2 separate regions of the Homo sapiens genome follow, and region 1 is linked to region 2. Evidence: read pairs that join two places in POLR2A ChIA-PET (ENCODE). Cell type or tissue: MCF 10A. All regions are shown on one strand. Links, peaks and the distances in the headings refer to the core of each region. The heading gives the core; the rest is flanking DNA.

Region 1 (4,411 bases), core at 142-4,141, 190 kb after region 2:
ATGGAGGAGAGCAGGCTGTGGGCCAAGAGCCTCTGTATATATTCCTATTGTGGCCAACAAATGTGAGGCGTGGGCCTAGTAGCCCTTGTAGATTCTGTCTCTTTGTTTTCTATTGAGTGACACAGCCAGCAGGATACCTACCCTGCCCATTATGGGATTTATAACTAGAGGTATAGAGATCCATTGAGCATAGAGGAATAAGATAGAAGCCATATAAACAAGTGGAAAGAACATGGTTAATCGTTAGACTGAGACGGATCTGAGCACCAGACCCTGGACTGTCACTGCTCTGGGGCCTTGTCCACATTGCTTAAAAAGAATCAGGTATCTTTTCCTTCTTTTTCTACTTTTATTTTGGATTCTGGGGGTAGATGTGCAAGTTTGTTACAAAGGTATATTGCATGGTGATGAGGTTTGGAGTACCATTGAACCTGTTACCCAAGAAGTGAGCATTGTACCCAAGAGGTAGCTTTTCAACTCCCGTCCTGCTCCATGCCTCTCTCCTCTTGTATTCCTCAGTGCCTATTGTTTCCATCTTTATGTCCAAGTGTACCCAGTGTCCAGCTTCCACTAATAGGTGAGAACACGTGATATTTGGTTTTCTGTTTCTGCATTAGTTCACTTAGAATAATAGCCTCCAGCTGCATCCATGTTGCTGCAAAGGACAAGATTTTGCTCTTTTGTATGGCTGCATAGTATTCCATGGTGTATACATCCCACATTTTCTTTATCCAGTCCAACATTACAGACAGCTGTGATGGACATTGGGGTGCATGTGTCTTTTTGATAGAATTATTTGTTTTCCTTTGGGTATATATCCAGTAATGGGACTGTTGGGTCAAATGGTAATTCAACTCTTCGTTCTTTGAGAAATCTCCAACTGCTCTCCACAGGGGCTGAACTAATTCACATTCCCACCAATAGTGCATAAGCATTCTCTTTTCTCCAAATCATGTTTCTAAAATGAAGTTTAAAGTTTTACCTACCTTATAAAATTATGATGGGTGATGGGATATAGTTATGAATAGCATGTACAAGGATACTTCACACACATTAGGTATTTTATAAAGGTAGTTATTTATTGTGTGAAGGATAATGAGGAAATAGATCTTACAACTTAGAAAATACCTGTGATGGGCCGGGTGTGGTGGCTCACGCCTATAATCCCAGCATTTTGGGAGGCCAAGGTGAGTGGATTATGAGGTCAGGAGGTCGAAACCTTCCTGGCTAACATGGTGAAACCCTGTCTCTACTAAAAACACAAAAAATTAGCCAGGCATGGTGGCGGGCAACTGTAGTCCCAGCTACTTGGGAGGCTGAGGCAGGAGAATGGCGTGAACCTGGGAGGCGGAGCTTGCAGTGAGCCGAGATCATGCCACTGCACTCCAGCCTGAGCAACAGAGAGCGAGAGTCCATCTCAAAAACAAAATAAAAATAAATGGGCAGTAGATGATCACAATTCATAGTATCCTGCAATGGTATGATTAATGAAAATGTGTGAGCACTTAGGAGTTCTACAACACCACTTCTGAATTCTTCTCTGACATTTAATCATATTTTCAGTCCTTTCTTTCTGTATCCTTCTCTTTCATTATATTTCACCTCCTGTTCTTTTAACTTGAATGTTCTCAAAGCATGTCAACCTCTTGATTGTAGCAATAAATAGATTTGAGTTAGCTTTATGCCACACTAGTGCCTCAGTTTAAAGCATATTGGGCTATAACAGATACTGCTAAAACAGAAAGCTTCATGAAGCTCATTGATACATAGGCATCTGCAATCTCATCTGAATCCTCCACATTCCTTCTTTATTGGAATGGTAAGTTACATAAGAAAAGCTTATAGGGAGAAAAGTGTGGATTAAAGCCCATTTTTTTGAATAAAATAGGTCTGGCCTATTGAATCTCAACCTCTTATTCACTGGGTGACCTTGGACAAGTCACTTAAGTACTCTTTGACTCAGTTTCTTCTTTTGCAAAGTAGGGACTGTGGAGGAAGTGGCATCTCTTGCCTATATCAGAAGTAGAAATCAGCATTTCTGCCTATTTGATTTTAATATTGGAGTCACCAAGGAAAACACAACACAATCAGGCACTGGATGGAACGATGCTTTTTTTAAAAAAAAAAATTTTTATTTTTTTTATTTCAGTAGCTTTAGGGGTACAAGTGGTTTTTTGTTACATGCATGAATTGTATTGTGGTGAAGTCTGAAATTTTAATGTACGCATCACCAGAGTAGCCTACCTCGTACCCAATAGATAATTTTTCTTTCCTTAACCACCCTCACCCTCCCTCTCTTCTTTGAGTCTCCCATTTCCATTATACCACTCTGTATGCCTTTTCATACCCATAGTTTAGCTCCCACTTAGTGAGAACATGCAATATTGGTTTTCCATTCCTGAGTTATTTCACTTAGGATTATAGACTCCAGTTCCATCCAAGTTGTTGCAAAAGACATTATTTTATTCTTTTTTATGGCTGTGTAGTATCCCATGGTAGATGTATGTAATGTATATATATACACACATATATGTATGTATATATATATATACACACATATATGTATGTATATATATATACACACATATATGTATGTATATATATATACACACATATATGTATGTATATATATACACACACACACACACACATCACATTTTCTTTATCCACTCATCAGTTGATTCCTTATCTTTGCAATTGTGAATCGTGTTGTGATAAAAATATGCATGCAGGTGTCTTTTTTTTAATACTTTAAATTCTAGGGTACATGTGCACAATGTGCAGGTTTGTTACATATGTATACATGTGCCGTGTTGGTGTGCTGCACCCATTAACTTGTCATTTACATTAGGTATATCTCCTAATGCTATCCCTCCCCGCTTCCCCCACCCCACAACAGGCCCCAGTGTGTGATGTTCCCCTTCCTGTGTCCAGGTGTTCTCATTGTTCAATTCCCACCTATGAGTGAGAGCATGCAGTGTTTGGTTTTTTGTTCTTGCAATAGTTTGCTGAGAATGATGGTTTCCAGCTTCATCCATGTCCCTGCAAAGGACATGAACTCCTCCTTTTTTATGGCTGCATAGTATTCCATGGTGTATATATGCCACATTTTCTTAATCCAGTCTATCATTGATGGACATTTGGGTTGGTTCCAAGTCTTTGCTATTGTGAGTAGTGCTGCAATAAACATATGTGTGCATGTATCTTTATAGCAGCATGATTTATATTAGACTTAAAACCATAAAAACTCTAGAAGAAAACCTAGGCAATACCATTCAAGACATAGGCATTAGCAAGGACTTCATGACTAAAACACCAAAAGCAATGGCAACAAAAGCCAAAATTGACAAATGGGATCTAATTAAACTAAAGAGCTTCTGCACAGCAAAAGAAACTACCATCAGAATGAACAGGCAACCTATAGAATGGGAGAAAATTTTCACAATCTACTGATCTGACAAAGGGCTAATATCCAGAATCTACAAAGAACTTAAACAAATTTACAAGAAAAAATCAAACAACCCCATCAAAAAGTGGGGGAAGGATATGAACAGATAGTTCTCAAGACATTTATGCAGCCAACAGACACATGAAAAAATGCTCATCATCACTGGCCATCAGAGAAATGCAAATCAAAACCACAATGAGATACCATCTCACACTAGTTAGAATGGCGATCATTAAAAAGTCAGGAAACAACAGATGCTGGAGAGGATGTGGAGAAATAGGAACACTTTTACACTGTCGGTAGCACTGTAAATTAGTTCATCCATTGTGGAAGTTAGTGTGGCGATTCCTCAAGGATCTCGAACTTGAAATACCATTTGACCCAGCCATCCCATTACTGGGTATATACCCAAAGGAACGATGTTTTTTACTCCTCACAAAGAGAAAGGACAGCACCAGATCAGTGTCAGTACTTTACTCCTCACATAGAGAAAGGACAGCGCCAGATCAGTGTCAGTACTTTACTCCTCACACAGAGAAAGGACAGCGCCAGATCAGTGTCAGTACTTTACTCCTCAGATAGAGAAAGGACAGCGCCAGGTCAGTGTCAGTACTGCATGTCAGTCCCCCAAAGCCAGAAGGTCCCTCCTGGAGGCTGATGCAGAACAATTGGCCTATAGGTGCCCTTTCTGTGCTGCAGAAGAAGCACCTCATCCCCTCCTGGAAGAGGATAGATATAACAGTGGGGTTGACCAGGTGCCACATGATGCACAGGCTCCAGCAGAACAAAACAGGGAAAGTTATTCCACACAAGGTGGTAAGTCCAGCGCAGGTCATGAGGACTCTATCTCTTGGTAAGGAAGTGTTCCAGACCCAAGGCCTACTTTTACAGATAAGCAAGAGGTCTAAAGACTTGCATACAGGAGACTGCCTTCCTCTGGGGCACAATACAGTGCCTGTCTCA
Region 2 (4,411 bases), core at 273-4,272:
ACACGTATGTTTATTGTGGCACTATTCGCAATAGAAAAGACTTGGAACCAACGCAAATGTCCATCAATGATAAACTGGATTAAGAAAATGTGGCACATATACACCATGGAATACTATGCAGCCATAAAAAAGGATGAGTTCATGGCCTTTGTAGGGACATGGATGAAGCTGGAAACCATCATTCTCAGCAAACTATCGCCAGGACAAAAACCAAACACCGCATGTTCTCACTCATAGGTGGGAATTGAACAATAAGAACACTTGGACACAGGAAGAGGAACATCACACACTGGGGCCTGTTGTGGGGTGGGGGGAGGGGGGAGGGATATCATTAGGAGATATACCTAATGTAAATGACAAGTTAATGGGTGCAGCACACCAATATGGCACATGTATACATATGTAACAAACCTGCACATTGTGCACATGTACCCTAGAACTTAAAGTATAATTTAAAAAAAAATAGAGATGAGAATATATGTCTGTGTGCTGGGTGCAGTGGCTCACACTTGTAATCCCGGCACTTTGGGAGACTGAGGCAGATGGATTGCTTGAGCCCAGGACTTTCAGAACTGCCTGGGCAACACGGTGAAACCCCTATCTCTATAAAAAAAATTAGTTAGGTATGGTGGCACACACCTATAGTCCCAGCTTCTAAGGAAGTTGCGGTGGGAGGATCACCTGAGCCCAGGGAGGTCAAGGCTGCAATGAGCCTTGATTGTGCCACTGAACTTCAGCTGGTGTAACAGAGTGAGATTCTGTCTCAAAGAAAAAAAAAAAACAAGACAATATATGTCAACATAAAGCTTGCACATGAATGTTCATGACAGTATTATTTATAATACTCAAAAGATGAAAACAACCCAAATGTCTATCAAGTTATAAATAAAGATATTACATGTATACAATGAAATATTATTCAGCAATAAAAAGAAATGATTTACTGATACAACATGGGTCATCATATTATGCTAAATGAATGAAGCCAGTCACAAAAGACTACATATTGTTTAATTTTAATTAAATGAAATATACATGAAATATCCAGGATAGGCAATTCTCTAGAGTGGTTGCCTAGGCCTGGAGTGTTGGGGAAAAGTGGAGGGTAATAGCTAAAAGGATAGAAGGATGTTTTGGAGGGCAAAGATCTTCTAAAATTAATTGTGGTGACTGTTGCACAACTGTGCATGTACTGAACACTATTGAATTCACTCAATATAATTCACTTTAACAGGTTAAATTATATGATATGTTGATTATACCCCAATAAAACTGTTATAAAAAGATAAAAAGATAATAATCTATGGGTATATTGAGTACTTAAAACATGAAAAGTGATAGACATAAATTATCTCACTTACTCATTGAAGAAAGCCTCATTATGAAATAGGGACACTTCTTATGTCATATACAGCCTAGAAAATTCAGATTCAGAGGTATAGTTAGTGTGGAACAGTTGAGGCTTTTTAAAATTATATATATTTATTATTACATATATATTTATTATATATGGTTACATATATATGTAAAATATAACATTTGCTTTTAGACTATAAAATAAATATATTTTAGTGATGGTAATCCGTTATAATTTACTCAGCTATAGATAATTCACTAGCTTCCCTCATTCTTTCTTTCAGCACACCTGAAATCTTTCAGCACACCTGAAATCTTTCTCAGGAGCCTATTCTCAGGCTCAAAGCAGCCCTCTCTAGCTGTCCCTACTATTGCAATTTTGTATGTAAATGCCTTTCATCCCGTCCCAGAGAAAAGGATATCTATTGCTCTCCACTCATTCCCCTCTCTGAGCTGTCCCTGACGTCCATTATGCAAGCTGAGATATTCAGGAGCAGAAAGGTCTCTTGTAAAACTAACTGCTTAGCACCACACCTGTCATAGTAAGTACTTTGACAATGGCTGACATTTCGCAATGCTTGTGAGTACAAAGTATTTTATGATATGCCTTTGATAGACATTATTTTATTTAATTATCACGACAAATCTATGAAGAGAGGAAGGTGACTAACTCATTCTGGTTTTCTGGGAACCCTGCCATTTTAACACTGAAACTCCACTGTCCACAAAACCTTATAGTCCCAAGCAAGCCAAAATGATTGATTAGATTCAAGAAAGGATTCATATTGGTTCACCTTCTGAGCCAGGAATTTAATAGTGTGCGTTGTTTTTCTTTTCAGAAATGGAAAAGTTTTTAAGGTATAATTTTAATTCTTGTTCCCTTTAACAAGTTAATTTTGATGACATATCATTTGTTTGTTGTCTCACCAAGTTTCATGAAGAGAGACTGAAGACATTCTCAGAATAGTAACCAAGTGTATTTTAGGAGACCTTGGTAAAGAAGTTAATACTGCAATTAAGCACACCTGAAATCTGGTGTAAAATATAATTAAACGTTGCTTAGAAACTTTTCTTATTGAACCAAATGAAAATATGCCTCTTGTTTAAAATGTCAAACTGATCATTGTTCCTTATTTTTTTCTTGGTTATAGAATGACATTTCCATGAACACTCATTTCTGGTTTAGCTATACACAATAAACACAATAGCTATTACCAATTATTTAGTCCCTACTGAGCAGTTCATCAAGGATTTGTGAAGGCAATGGCATCAATTGATATTCCTTCCTTTCCTTCTCCTGCCTGCTCTGTTTAAAGATAACATGTTCTAAGTCTAGGCATGGAAATAACCTACCTTCAGGCCATTGCCTCCAAAATGCAGTTTCTATCTTCACCTCCTGTAGCCCATAGCAAAATGAAGTTATCGCTCTCTGGTGGGTTAGCTACTAAAATGAGAATTCAAAGTTTACACTGTGCAGGAGGAAGGATAGTATGTGTAGAGCTTTCTGGATGTCCTGTTCCTTTCAAGCTTTGTGGACTTATTTCCTTGAAGATTTTGAGGCTAGATAGGCAGCTACAGTGGTGATGTAGTTGACTGAGTATACCTGCAAAAAGATAAGCTGCCCCTCCAAAGATCTATAGAGTGTCCAGCGTGGTGTCTGGCACCATAAACACTCTAAAAATGTTAGTCGTGTCCCCTCCCTCACCTGAGGAATGAAAATGTACATGTTCCTTAGTTATCTGTTTATACTGAATCTGCTAGAAAGTAGGATTTTGTAAGGCTGGGACTAAATGTTCCTTGTTCATTGCAGCCTTGGTGTTGCCAAACACATGTGTGACTAATAGTAATCCTCAGAAATATTTTATGAATTAACAAATGCATTGAGAATTTTGATTAAGGTGTATCACAACAGGGGAAATTATGTGTTTTGCCAACAGGAGATACAGAGAATATGGAGAGCATTTTCCTGAGTTCTTTTTTTTTATGACAGTCTTTCATAACTCCACTTGCATCTGGTTGGAATATAAACAGTGGTCAAAGTATAGCCCTGCTTGCAGGTCAATTTAGAGGCCAGATGACTGGCACCATAAACAGTAAAACAAAGATCATCTCTCTTATATACTATTTGAGGAACTTCATGTCTATTTAGTAAAGAAAATGATTGTCTCAGCAGTTGTTCAATTTCTCTTTATTGTCTAAGAGGAAAGGTAATTCCGCCTTAAGAAAGAGCAAGGATACAAGAACATAATGAAAAATGCAATTGCATACAAACCACAAGGTTCTGAAAAGTTAGTTAATTTCTTTATTGTTTCTACATTATCTGCTACTAAAAAGTAATTTCCCCATATTTATACGACCCATTACAGACTAAAATATAGCCTTTGAAAGAGACAAGTGTGATATTTTTTCCTTGATTGATGACCGTTAGATCATCAAGTTCCCATGGTTTGTCCCAGTTCTCCCAAAGTTGTATCTACTCAATCACTTGTTTGAGCTAGTTTTGACTTGGTCAGCAAAATTATTGGAAAACTAGGTTCCATAATTTAGTGGCACTTGGGACACACTCATTTGTCCAATAGACTTTTGTATCTGATATTCCACAGTTAAATCTGTGGCACCTGGTTTGAAATGTTTCTGGTTGGCTCCATCAGCACCTGCCCCATCTAATCTCTCGGTCTAAGCTTCACGGCCACAATCTAGTACCTTGATAAGGGATATGATGGTGATGACAATGACAATGAAAAACAAAATTTACTATTCCTTATGTGGCTGAATCCTATCTAGATGTTTTAAATATGTGAATCCTTTTGCTATTCGCAATCATTCTATATGTTTTAGCACTGATCGCTTATGGAGATTAAGAAATTGAATCTTCTTTTTAAAGAAGAAAAGTCAATTGCTTGAGGTCCCTTAACTTAGGAAGTGGAAGAGACAGAGGATTCAAATACAGGCATTCCGGTATGGGAGCCCACAGTCCTAACCATTGTACTATATACTCTTCATCTTTGTATTCTTATTTTCTGCTAGGCCCAGAACCCTTTGTAGAGCCTTAGAG

Evidence for each region. ChIA-PET counts read pairs that join two places held together with the same protein. Peaks named below come from ENCODE experiments on the same cell type or tissue, not always from the same donor. Only the 100,000 strongest peaks of a DNase experiment are listed, where the experiment ranks them.
Region 1: POLR2A ChIA-PET joins it to region 2 with 5 read pairs; 2 of 35 experiments call an interaction of 5 or more read pairs at or near these places.

What each region holds. Positions count from the first base shown.
Region 1 is chr4:21,198,523-21,202,933 of GRCh38, reverse strand. The region is part of intron 1 of KCNIP4 (potassium voltage-gated channel interacting protein 4); the gene reads left to right. Among named protein-coding and RNA genes, the nearest start is that of MIR7978, 260 kb to the left of the region's middle. In MCF 10A, for the core only: no CTCF peak of the experiment used is centred there; no DNase peak of the experiment used is centred there.
Region 2 is chr4:21,385,357-21,389,767 of GRCh38, reverse strand. All of the region lies in intron 1 of KCNIP4 (potassium voltage-gated channel interacting protein 4), which reads left to right. Among named protein-coding and RNA genes, the nearest start is that of MIR7978, 77 kb to the left of the region's middle. In MCF 10A, for the core only: no CTCF peak of the experiment used is centred there; DNase peaks (open chromatin) are centred at 1,957 and 3,177.